Regions from separate parts of the Homo sapiens genome. Here regions 1 and 2 are each linked to region 3. A link is a contact called in ENCODE Hi-C or POLR2A ChIA-PET data. All regions are on one chromosome and are shown on one strand. The core of a region is the stretch at or near the end of the contact, and the rest is flanking DNA. Distances in the headings are between cores, read along the strand shown. Region 1 overlaps BICD1 (BICD cargo adaptor 1). Region 2 overlaps BICD1 (BICD cargo adaptor 1). Region 3 has its middle 15 kb from the start of H3-5.

Evidence for each region. Hi-C counts contacts between places; a loop is a spot of excess contacts on that map. ChIA-PET counts read pairs that join two places held with the same protein, here RNA polymerase II (POLR2A). Pooled maps may share reads with other maps.
Region 1: a map with no recorded cell type shows a loop between it and region 3 (4-fold over the local background). The contact joins two enhancer-like sites. A Hi-C loop is called at or near these places in 7 of 37 single-sample maps with no recorded cell type and 3 of 50 pooled maps. POLR2A ChIA-PET finds 5 or more read pairs at or near these places in 2 of 52 experiments (WTC11 and activated B cell).
Region 2: a loop to region 3 is called in a map with no recorded cell type, with 9 times the contacts of the local background. The contact joins two enhancer-like sites. A Hi-C loop is called at or near these places in 19 of 37 single-sample maps with no recorded cell type and 12 of 50 pooled maps.

What each region holds. Positions count from the first base shown.
Region 1 is chr12:32,272,602-32,276,698 of GRCh38, forward strand. All of the region lies in intron 2 of BICD1 (BICD cargo adaptor 1), which reads left to right. Among named protein-coding and RNA genes, the nearest start is that of FGD4, 120 kb to the right of the region's middle. Within about 2 kb of position 1,315, at least 10 of the 41 ENCODE cell types and tissues checked have a DNase peak (open chromatin) inside an H3K27ac peak, as active enhancers do.
Region 2 is chr12:32,137,631-32,142,045 of GRCh38, forward strand. The region is part of intron 1 of BICD1 (BICD cargo adaptor 1); the gene reads left to right. Among named protein-coding and RNA genes, the nearest start is that of BICD1-AS1, 32 kb to the left of the region's middle. RefSeq lists an enhancer at 2,316-2,365. Within about 2 kb of position 2,286, at least 11 of the 41 ENCODE cell types and tissues checked have a DNase peak (open chromatin) inside an H3K27ac peak, as active enhancers do.
Region 3 is chr12:31,805,616-31,809,920 of GRCh38, forward strand. No RefSeq gene overlaps it. Among named protein-coding and RNA genes, the nearest start is that of H3-5, 15 kb to the left of the region's middle. Within about 2 kb of position 1,541, at least 5 of the 41 ENCODE cell types and tissues checked have a DNase peak (open chromatin) inside an H3K27ac peak, as active enhancers do.

The sequences.
Region 1 (4,097 bases), core at 65-2,564, 470 kb after region 3:
GACTGACAATAAAACTTGTTTATTCCAGTCTGGCCAACATGGTGAAACCCTGTCTCTACTAAAAATACCAAAAAGTTAGCTGGGCGTGGTGACGTGCACCTGTAATCTCAGCTACTAGTGAGACCTGGCCTGCCACAATGTGGTTAAGGAAACATATTAAAACATTTTTAAAAATCAAGATTTTCCATTTCAATGGCCTTGTAATTGATTGAAAAGTTTATTTTGAGTCACATGGTGTTCTAGACTCTTGTGGAGGGTTTAGATTGGAAAATAAGTAATGACAGTGAAGCAGTTGTTATGTTCGTATAAAAGAAAGAAAAGAAAAACCCACAGGACTTTATTTGGTTTTAAAAGTCTATCTGCAAAGATATAGTTTATAGGAAAATTCAATTCCAAATGTTTCTCATTGCTCTGGAGTGTGTGAAGAAGAGGCCTAAGAATATTCTTAGGAAGGCAAAAACTTTCAGATGCAGTTCATATGCTTGACACCTCTGTTTCACTTTTGGCTGACTTGTGTAGTCTGATTTTTGGTCACTGACAGGCTCAGCATCATGAGTGTGCAAGACGTAAGGGAGGCAGGACCTTGTCTTTTCAATGGTGTCTTCCTGGGTGGCTGCCAGAATTCATCATTATTGCACTCTACTCTCATAGCCTCGATTTCTGTTTTTGTTTGCTTTTACTGAAATTGGAGTAGTGACACAGAGTCAGATCATTGAAAAGACTCACAAGATTCCAAAGGGTATACTGGTAGAGTATAAACTGGAGGATAAGGTACAGCGGGAGAAAGCAAGTACCAGCAGACACAGAGGGGGCTGAGACTCCTGCAAGCAGCGCCTTTCCTCAGGCTCACTGGATGTGCTCTGTGTTTGGGTGTGAACCACCAAGATGCATGCATGATATCTGTTTTCAGGGAAGCCAAGATACAAGTGTACAGAAAAGCCATTATACCCCCGTCACATTGCTGAAACTGGATGATTAAACCACGTACCAAGCGGTGTCTAAATTTCAGTAATAATGATCAGCTAGTAGAGGGTGCCTCAAGGCAGTTTCAGACTTTAAATAACATAGTAGAAATCACTAGCTAGTCCATTTCATCCTTATCATTGTTGCAGAACTTTCTCCTTAGTTCAGCTAAAACCGGGTTCTTGTCACACAACCGGAAAAGATTAGGCTCAGGGACACATAGAAGGGTGAGGGGCAGAATTTATTGGGTGAAAAGGAAAAAGGAAAAAGAACTCTCAGCAAAGCGAGAGGGAGTCTTGCCAACAGGCCCTCCACCTCACAGACTGAACACCAGGCCACCACACAGGAACTGAAGAGGCCAGGCTCCTCCCCGCTGAACAAGCGTAAACTTCTCTTGGCTCCACCCTCTTCCCCCAGTGTGCAGGTGGGCATTATTCAGAGAGAATCAGCTGAGAAAGGGCAGGCTTTATCCGGGACCAGCAGTCCAGTTCTTCAGCCTTCAGGCTCTTTTAGGCTTGAAGGCAGGGTTTCGTGGGGGACCTTGGTAAGAAGAGTTCTTTTCGACACTTTAATGTAGATTGTAAGAGGTAGAAAAAAATTGATCACATTTAACATATAGTTACTTAAAAACACATCTTTGAGTTTTCTAGACTTCTAATATGATTGTAGAAAATCAGCGTGGCAGCCAACTTAAGACAGATCAATACCTCGAAGTCTGTAACTTTAATAAGAACATCAGAACTGAAATTCTATATTAGTTACCCTATTGTACTCACAGTCATGGAATACAGAACAGGAAAGATTCTGGAAACACATTTTGATAGTCAGGGTCACAGATATTGCTCTGTTTCAGTAACCAGGTTTTCTACTTATGAAAGTTATTTAAAAGGCAATGAATATTCAAAATGTGAGCAGCTATTGCTACCATTAGCTCCAGAATCAGTTCTGAAGAATTTGTAGGAAGTCATCTTGAAAATAATAAAGCAATATATTTTTCAGAAATAGTATCCACTAAATCATAATCTGAGGCCACTTTACTGAGGCGTTTATATTTATATTTATATTAATTTGTTATTTTACACAGAAAGGGAAACTATGACCTAAAGACAGAGATAACAATAATCTGATTAGCATTAGCCACCCCATTCCAACAACAAATCACGTTAATAAGGCATTTTTAGAAGTAGCAAAGCATAGTGGTTAAGAACATATGTTCTAGAACTAGACAGTCTGAGTTTGACTCCTGATACCACTTATTTTATTCTAAAACTTTTGGCAAATTATTACATAACCTCCCTTGCCTCAGTTGGCCAAGCTGTAAAATGGGACTAATAATGGTGTCCAACTCACAGGATTGCTATGTAGGCTAAAAGGTTAAAAGAGTTTTATATTTCTAAAACAATGTGCTTGTAATAGTCTTGGCACATTGTAAACATTGTGTAAGTGCTTATTAAAAATAAATTCATGCTTGTAATTGAAGATCGCCATATGAGATACACATTCTAGTGATCTATATGTTTATCATTAGATATATGATATATACACACACTCATATTTCAGTCCCCTGAGGGATTAACTTTTAATCCCTTGATTTGCAAATCAAGTTGTAAATTACACGTATAAATAAAATACCTTTGTAGTGATTCGTTCATTATAAAATTATGCTAACTATGTTGGTTTTCATGTAGGCATAAGCTGGCTCTATAAATAAAGTTTGAAAATAAGTAAGGTATAAAGGAACCCTGGCGGGATAGATAAGATACTAGGAACAGTGGTTTGGGAGTGAGGATGGGAAGTAGACTGATGTGGAACAAGATGGGAGTGAGACTTTTTTTAGTCACCGTCTATATTTTTATAATTTCTGGGTCTGGAATCAGTATCTCCTCATCCTAACTTGTTCATATGATGAGTTAGAGTCATATCTGCCTGCTGTTAGTTTTTTCAAAGAATCTTCAAATGGGGCAACCCCCTTTGGGTCCCCTCCCTTTGTATGGGAGCTCTGTTTTCACTCTATTAAATCTTGCTACTGCACTCTTCTGGTCCATGTTTGTTACGGCTGGAGCTGAGCTTTCGCTTGCCGTCCACCACTGCTGTTTGCCACTGTCGCAGACCCGCCGCTGATTCCCATCGCCGCTGACTCCCATCCCTCCAGATCCGGCAGGGTGTCCGCTGTGCTCCTGATCCAGCGAGACTCCCATTGCCACTCCCGATTGTGCTAAAAGCTTGCCATTGTTCCTGCACGGCTAAGTGCCTGGGTTCGTCCTAATCGAGCTGAACACTAGTCACTGGGTTCCACGGTTCTCTTCCATGACCCACAGCTTCTAATAGCTCATCGCATGGCCCAAGATTCCATTCCTTGGAATCCGTGAGGCCAAGAACCCCAGGTCAGAGAACACGAGGCTTGCCACCATCTTGGAAGCCGCCCACCACCATCTTGGAAGCGGCTTGCCACCATTTTGGGAGCTCTGTGAGCAAGGATCCCCGGTAACATTTTGGCGACCATGAAGGGACCTCCGAAGCGTTTGTCTCTTCCAGAATTGAAACTGTAAAACTACAAATGGTTCTTCAAATGGAGCCCCAGATGCAGTCCATGACTAAGATCCACCGCAGACCCCTGGACCGGCCTGCTAGCCCATGCTCCAATGTTAATGACATGGAAGGCACCCTTCCGGAGGAAATCTCAACTACACAACACCTACTATGCCCCAATTCAGCAGGAAGCTGTTAGAGCAGTCATTGGCCAACCTCCCCAACAGCACTTGGGTTTTCCTGTTGAGAGAGGGGACTGAGAGACAGGACTAGCTGGATTTCCTAGGCCGACTAAGAATCCCTAAGCCTAGCTGGGAAGGTGACCGCATCCACCTTTAAACACGGGGCTTGCAACTTAGCTCACACCCAACCAGAGAGTTCACTAAAATGCTAATTAGGCAAAAATAGGAGGTACAGAAATAGCCAATCATCTATTGCCTGAGAGCACAGCGGGAGGGACAAGGATCAGGATATAAACCCAGGCATTCGAGCTGGCAACGGCAACCCCCTTTGGGTCCCCTCCCTTTGTATGGGAGCTCTGTTTTCACTGTTTCACTCTATTAAATCTTGCAACTGCAAAAAAGAAAAAAAAAAGAATCTTCAAA
Region 2 (4,415 bases), core at 1,036-3,535, 330 kb after region 3:
TGCTACTGTATCATAATAATACTTAGTCGTATCAGTTTGATTAAATGCCTCCTTTGTATGGTTCCCAGCAGCATGGCTGTAGAAAGTATTCTCAAATTTATCAGGAGACCCAAGTTTTAATTCGGATTCCCTTTGTAAAAAGGCCTCCATTACTGGAGGCCAAATATAAAAACTTTTTTTTTTTTGAGACAGAGTCTCCTTCTGTCTCCTAGGCTGGAGTGCAGTGGCGCGATCTCAGTTCACTGCAACCTCCGCCTCCCAGGTTCAAGCGATTCTCCTGCCTCAGTCTCCCAAGTAGCTGGGATTACAGGCACGCATCACCATGCCTGGTTAATTTTTGGTGTTTTTAGTAGGGACAGGGTTTTGCTATGTTGGCCAAGCTGGTCTCGGACTCCTGAGCTTAGGCAATCCGCCTGCCTTGGCCTCCCAAAGTGCTGAGATTACAGGCGTGAGCCACCGTGCCTGGCCAAATATATAAAGTTTAAAAATAGCTCGCTTGTGTTCATTGCCTACCACATACTGGGTATTGTGCTAGATATTTAATATGCCAGATAGCATATGCCTCATTAGCCTATGAAGTAGAGGCTTTTATTATTATTTCCACTTACATAGATGAGAAAATTGCAGCACAGATAAATTAATTTGTCTAGCGATGGAACCAAAATCTCAGTCAGGCAGTGTGACTTCAAAGCTTGTATTGATAGAAGTTCTCCAAGTGCTTTAAATATATTAACTCATTCAGACTCACCAAGCTGTGCATTTTTAGTTTATAGAGTTGATATCAGTATTAAATAGGAATATGTATGTGTATGTATTTATATATGTATGCAGATGGTCCCTGACTTAACGATGGTTCATCTTAATGATTTTTTGACTTTATAATTATTTTTTGACTTTATAATTTTTTGACTTTATATAAACCATATTTTGGGTGCCCACACGTCTATTCTGTTTTTCACTTTCAGTACACCAGTCAACAAATTACATGAGCTATTCAACACTTTACTTTAAATAGGCTTTGTGTTAGGTGATTTTTGCCCAAATATAGGCTAATGTAAGTGTTTTGAGCATGTTTAAGGTAGGTGAGGCTAAGTAAGCTGTATTTGATAGGTTAGGCGTATTAAATGTATTTTTGACTTATGATATTTTTCAAACTATGATGGGTTTACTAGGACATAATCTCATCATCAGTTGAGGAGCATCTGTATATGTATGTGTTTAGATAGATATAATTAGATATCTATATATAATAGATTCTATGCTATGGGCATTGTAAGTTCTAAATTGCTTCAGTGGCATTATTGTACATTCTTACATAAGATTGAAGAATTTTGTGATTTTGATTAATTTATATCCTTCAAAGTGACCAGGAAGGTAGAGTTTGCATGCAGAAAATTTGCATGTATATTAATTCCATAAATAATGTTTGTAGTTAAATTTTCATTTTGTTTAAACATTTTTTACAAGATAGAGTTTACTCAGTGCTGTTATTTAGCAGCTGTGTGTATGACTTCATAATTTAGGGGGCTGTCTGTTTTGTGTTCTAAGCCACGTGGCTGCTGTGGTGACTGCTTTAGAAACTTTCAGTTCCCTTTGCTGTGAAACAGGTTTCAGTGCATCGTCCCTGTGTATAAGGTCAGGTTTCTTACATGGACTCACTCTGTTTCTGTAAATTTGTCTGAGAATTTTCAAGGCAGTGCTTTCATGGCCTCTCCTCTAATTTTGTGTGTGTGTGTTTGTGTGTGTCTGTGTGTGATGATGAAAAAGTCAAAAGCCCTAAAATTAAATCAGAGTTTAATCCATGTCCCTAAACTAGATAAGCTGCTTTAGACCTTTTCCTTATCCCTTACACGTCGCTCAGTAAATACTTGCTGATTGACTTTCAAATTCAGATTACTTTTACGCTAGCATACGGTGGGCACAAAGGGTTTTTTTGTTTATTTGTTTGTTTGAGACGGAGTCTCGCTCTGTCGCCAGGCTGGAGCGCAGTGGTGCAATCTCGGCTCACTGCAACCTCCTCTTCCTGGGTTCGAGCGATTCCTCGTGCCTTAGCCTCCCAAGTAGCTGGGACTACAGACAAGCGCCACCACGCCCAGCTGATTTTTGTATTTTTAGTAAAGACGGGGTTTCACCATGTTGGCCAGGATGCTCAAACCCCTGACCTCGCGATCCGCCCGCCTCGGCCTCCCAAAGCGCTGAGATTACAGGCGTGAGCCACCGCTCCTGGCCTGGGCACAGAGTTAAAAAAAAAATACTGGTAACAGAAAACTTGTTGGCGTGTTTCAGTTTTCAGAGTCTTCTATAAGGTCTTATACCAGCCGAGAAGCAGCAGAACCATCTGTCCGTGTACCGAGGACGGATCTCAGCAGCTCTCTGTTCAGTGGCTCCTGCCTTTGTAGTGGATTCCCTTGCTGTGCTGTAATTAAGTCAGCCGGCAGGAGTTCCTGTTTTGAGGGGGCCTCTCCCGGCTGGAGAAGTACCACTGCCTTTGTGTTACCTGCCATGTTATTGTGGAGTGGATAATTTTTTTTTCCTGCATGGGTCTTGGTTTAACAGCAGGATCCTCTGGGCTTCTTCCAAGAAGCACCACATTTCCCTGAAAATAAATGGCAGATGAATTATTTCTTGAGATTATGAAAATCTGTTAGATGAAAGCTTGCCTTTTTCTCATGTTCAAAACAATGCTAAATGCTTATAATTATACTCCCAATGAATTACTTCTTTCACTGGCTTCCTTTGCTCTGGCAAAGGTGGATTTTTTTTCCATGGCAGAGAAATTTTATAAAAAATGTAATATTTTAGAAAATGCCTAAATGTCAAGAATACAACATCTTGTTTGTTGTTGTTGTTGTTGTTTTGTTTGTTTTTTGATACGGAGTCTCGCTCTGTCGCCCAGGCTGGAGTGCAGTGGCGCAATCTCAGCTCAATGCAACCCCGCCTCCCGGGTTCAAGCAATTCGCTGCCTCAGCCTCCCGAGTAGCCTCCATTGAAGGAAGTGCCATAGTGTGGGAGGATCTTTTTATTTTCTACGCGCACCGTATTTGATTCTGTGTTTACAGGAACTGTGTCTGTAGACAAAAAGCAAAATGTTGGGGTTTAGTTTCTTCAGGTGAATAAAATGTTACTTGCATCTCCTCATTGTCACAGTGTTCGTATTACATACTTCGTGTGTGTAGTTTTGGCATTTAAGGAAACAGAGCTAAAAAAAAAACAAAGGACAATAACTGCATCAACAACATGTTATACACCAGAGGAAATGCGGCGACTTAGGTTCTGTGATGGGAAACCCGGATTTTTTTGTTGTACTTGAAATCTTCCGTAGAACGTACGTGTTTGCATGACCCAGAAAGGAAAACACATTGGAGGACTTTGTACTAGTTCCATTCTAATTCTGTAAAATTCTCACAAATTCAGGCATCTGTTAACCCTTCGAGGGCATATAAGTTCAGAGCCATGTTTTCTGTTTTGTGTCTTTCCCTTTGGCGGAGTGGTTACCTTTTCTGAGCCCTTGGCTTGCTTTCTGTGAACATAAGGCGCTCCATCTGCCGCTTTAAAGTGAAGATTTATAATTCAAACAAGACAGCGTTTCGATGTTGCACTCCTGTCTTATTAGATATCAACTTAAAGTTAAGAAAATGGAATTATTCAAGGCCTTGTTATCTAGTTTATAGCTTATTCAGAATTTATATTTCTGATTTTTTTTTGTCCTGATGACTGCCTGTGACTAATTTGTGTTTTTGTTATTAAGCTAAGATTGTATGAAAAATATGGCAAAAACAAAATTCTATATTTCTAATGCCCCATGAGAAATCTGATTTAGAGGCCCTTCCTTTGGACACACTTTTTGTTTTGTTTTGTTTTTGAGCGGAGTCTTGCTCTGTCGCCCAGGCTGGAGTGCAGTGGTGCAATCTCGGCTCACTGCACCCTCCACCTCCTGGGTTCAAGCGATTCTCCTGCCTCAGCCTCCCGAGTAGCTCGGAGTACAGGCGCCCGCCACTACGCCCAGCTAATTTTTCTATTTTTAGTAGAGGTGGGGTTTCACCATGTTGGCCAGGCTGGTCTCAAACCCCTAACCTTAAATGATCCATCCGCCTCAGCCTCCCAAAGTGCTGGGATTACAGGCGTGAGCCACCGCGCCTGGCCTGGACACCCATTTTGAATAGCACTTACCACAGATTCCCGAAGCCAGTGGTTTTCTAGCCTTTTTATTCGCCGTTCGTTGTAAGCTTCTTGAGTCTTGGTGATTCTTGTTTCATTTGTTTTTGTTTCTCCCCAGAGCCTAGCACATAGTAGGTGACGAACAAATGTTCATCGAATGTATGGGCTCAACCATAGTCTATTTTTTTCAAAAAGGTATAAATCTTATCAATGTTTTACATTTTGCTGAACAAAACAGGAGAGAGCGGATTCTTTTC
Region 3 (4,305 bases), core at 291-2,790:
CTCACAAACCTTGAGCTAAACACAGGGTGCTGATTGGTGTATTTACAATCCCTGAGCTAGATATAAAGACTCTCCACGTCCTCACCAGACTCAGGAGCCCAGCTGGCTTCACCTAGTGGATCCCGCACCGTGGCTGCAGGTGGAGCTGCCTGCCAGTCCTGCGCCGTTTGCTCGCATTCCTCAGCCCTTGGGTGGTCGATGGGACTGGGCGCCTTGGAGCAGGGGGTGGTGCTCGTCGGGGAGGCTCGGGCCGCACAGGAGCCCACAGAGGGGGTGGGAGGCTCAGGCATGGCGGGCTGCAGGTCCCGAGCCCTGCCCCGTGGGAAGGCAGCTAAGGCCCGGCGAGAAATCGAGCGCAGCGCCGGTGGGCCAGCACTGCTGGGGGACCCAGTACACCCTCCGCAGCCACTGGCCCGCGTGCTAAGTCCCCCATTACCTGGGGCCAGCAGGGCTGACTGGCTGCCCGAGTGCGGGGCCCACCAAGCCCACGCCCACCCGGAACTCCAGCTGGCCCGCAAGCGCCGCAGGCAGCCCCGGTTCCCGCTCGTGCCTCTCCCTCCACACCTCCCTGCAAGCTAAGGGAGTGGGCTCCGGCCTTGGCCAGCCCAGAAAGGGGCTCCCACAGTGCAGTGGGGGGGCTGAAGGGATCCTCAAATGCCACCAAACTGGGAGCCCAGGCAGGGGAGGTGCCGAGAGCAAGCGAGGGCTCTGAGGACTGCCAGCACGCTGTCACCTCTCACCAATACTTGTCATGTGGATGGGAGACACTGTAAAAATAAAGTGAGGTGGAAGGAAAAGGTCTGTGAAAGCATACTTGTAATTCATAAAATACCATATAAATGAAAGTAAAGTTGTGTAATAATTCTAAACCAAAAATAAAATTCTAAGGCCCCCCAACCATCTGAATGGACTTTCTCCTGGCCAGGGCACTTTTAAAATTTAACCTGAAAGACTGGTTCGGGCCGTGATGGAAGGGGGTGGTCAGACATGCCTTGTTATACCTCTCCGGCATTAATATCAACACAGAATTCAGTCTGATAAGAAACATTTTACAGCCTATTCTCTCTCAAGCCCACTACCTGAAGGCCTCCTCTGCACATCAGAACTTTGGTCTCCATAATCCTTCATCTTAACCCAGACATTTCCTTTCTATTCATCCCAGGTCTTTAGATAAACTCAACCAATTGTCAACCAGAAAATTTTTAAATCTACCTGCAACCTGGCAGCCCCCTTCCAGTTGTCTTGCCTTTCTGAACTGAACCAGTGTATTTCCTAAATGTATTTGATTGAAGTCTCATGTCTCCCTAAAATGTATAAAACTAAGCTGCACCCCATTCGCCTTGGGTACACATTCTCAGGATCTCCTGAGGGCTGTGTCATGGGCCATGATCACTCATGTTTGGCAGAATAAATTTCTTCAAATATTTTACAGAGTTTGACTCTTTTTGTTGACATAATTATGCACCGAGACTTGGGAAAGAGAAGACACTTACCGCAGTGTATTTTAATACATATGACGTTGACTTCCTGCATTTTGGTGCACAGGTCTTCATTTTCCTGCCTCCGTTTCATGGTCACAAGATAGCTGCTGTACCCACATGTCAGGCCTCTGAGCCCAAGCTAAGCCATCATATCCCCTGTGACCTGCACGTATACATCCAGATGGCCTGAAGTAACTGAAGAATCACAGAAGAAGTGAAAATGGCCCATTCCTGCCTTAACTTATGACATCCCACCATTGTGATTTGTTGCTGCCCCACCTTAACTGAGCGATTAACCTTGTGAAATTCCTTCTCCTGGCTTAGAAACTCCCCCACTGAGCACCTTGTGACCCCCACCTATGCCTGCAAGAGAAAAACCCCTTTTGACTGTAATTTTCCACTACCCACACAAATCCTATAAAACGGCCCCACCCCTATCTCCCTTCGCTGACTCTTTCTGGACTCAGCCCGCCTGCACCCAGTTGAAATAAACAGCCTTGTTGCTCACACAAAGCCTGTTTGGTGGTCTCTTCACACGGATGCGCGTGACACCACAGAGTCACATTTATATTCCTGGCAGAAAGAGGAATATAAAGTAAAGGAAGAAGAAGGCAAATAAGCTTTGTCTTTTTATTCTGAAAAGGACACTACCCTCAGAAACCACCACCTTCATCTTATTGCTAAAAGCAGCGTCACATGACCAGCACAAGTGCAAATGAGGATGGGAAAGTGAGTTTTTAAATTGAACACATGGCTATTTCAAATAAAAGCAGGGTTCTATTACAAAAAATGGGGTGTGTGTGTGTGTGTGTGTGTGTGTGTGTATGTGTAGAGGGGGATATTTTTTAAATAGGCAACTAATAGTGTTGACTTCATCCAGCAATTTTACCTCCAGGAATGTATCCTATAGTGATATATGAGGACTAAGCTCTGATTTTTTTTTTTGCCCAAATTCCTATCTAAGGGGTCTGGGGAGTCATGCCCTACAAATCATCAATTCTCATCAGATGGGTTTTATTTAATCCTGTATATTGTGACTTACTTTCCAATCTGACTCTGGCATAACAAGGAAGAAAATCAAAATATTTTACTGCAAAACATGTTTCTCTGCCATATCTTGAAACAGCCCTGCAAAGTCTCTTGTGGGAAAAATCCACATTCTGTAGAGAATCCCCTTTCCCCCTTTGTTTTCCTTCCTTCCTTTCCAGATCCAGGAGATAATCAGCTAAGAGCCAGGCACCCTTCTAAGTTCAATAAGAAACATTTTACAACCTGCTCTCTCTGAAGTCAGCTATCTGAGAGCTTCCTCTGCACAATAAAACTTGGTCTCCACAATCCTTTATCTTAACCTGAACATTTTCTTTCCATTGATCCCCGGCCTTCAGATAAACTCAACCAACTGTCAACCAGAAAGTATTTAAATTTACCTATAGCGTGGAAGCCCCGGCTTTGCATTGTCCTGCCTTTCTGAACCAAACCAATGTATTTCTTAAATGTATTTGATTGATGACTCATGTCTCCCTAAAATGAATAAAACCAAGCTGGCCGGGCGCAGTGGCTGATGCCTGTAATCCCAGCACTTTGGGAGGCCAAAGTGGGCGGATCACGAGGTCAGGAGATCGAGACCATCCTGGCTAACACGGTGAAACCCCGTCTCTACTAAAACAAAAAATTAGCCAGGCGCAGTGGCAGGCACCTGTAGTCCCAGCTACTCGGGAGGCTTGAGGCAGAAGAATGGCGTGAACCTGGGAGGTGGAGCTTGCAGTGAGCAGAGATCACGCCACTGCACTCCAGCCTGGGTGACAGAGCGAGACTCCGTCTCAAAAAAAAAAAAAAAAAAAAAACCCAAGCTGTGCCCCGACCACCTTGGGCGCATATTCTCAGAATCTCCTGAGGGCTGTGTCATGGGCCATGGTCACTCATATTTGGCTCAGAATAAATCTCTTCAAATATTTAACAGAGTTTGACTCTTTTCATCAACATATCCACTGTGGCAGAAACCTGTTGGTGTCCCCACCTCAATCCCTGGGGATCCCTGCTACCATTTTGTGGTGCCCATTCCCCCAGGAGCTGTGGGTGCTGCTGGTAATGGTTTGTACCTACAACCCCAGGGGACTGGACTTGGATGATTAGAGCCACCTGGACATGAAGTTCATGGGAGTTATGTGCTGCTTTAACCAGTGACTGTCTATGGTAGGGTACAAATGTTCTGGTCCCTTGCCTAAGGGCAGACAGATTCTGCTTGCACTTTATGCTTCAGGGCTCCCGGTAGGAATAGGCTGAGTCTAGACTTCCCCTGAAACCATTCTTGCTTTCCTTCTTCCCCTCCCCTGGCCTGCTTCCCTCCCTCACCCTCCTAGATTTCTACCTAGACTACTTTCCTAATAAATCACTTGCCTACGAAGCTCCACCAGTCTCAGCTTCTAGGGAAATAGACTGAAGACACTCACGTATGCACAAAATGACATATACAAGATTATCCATTGTTTCATTCATAATAGAAGACTGTTAACAAGCAAATGTTCATCACTAGGCTCCTGGTTAAATAAAGTACAGCTGCCCCAGGAAGGAAACTAGGGGTTCAGGAATACGGTGAAAAGTAAACTTTCACTGAACTTTTAGTTCTTTCTGAATTTTTTTTTTTTTGAGACAGAGTCTCCCCCTTGCCCAGGATGGAGTGCAGTGGCACGATCTCGGCTCACCGCAACCTCCGCCTCCTAGGTTCAAGTGATTCTCCTGCCTCAGCTTCCCGAGTAGCTGGGATTACAGGTGTGCATCGCCACACCCGGCTAATTTTTGTATTTTTAGTATAGATGGAGTTTCA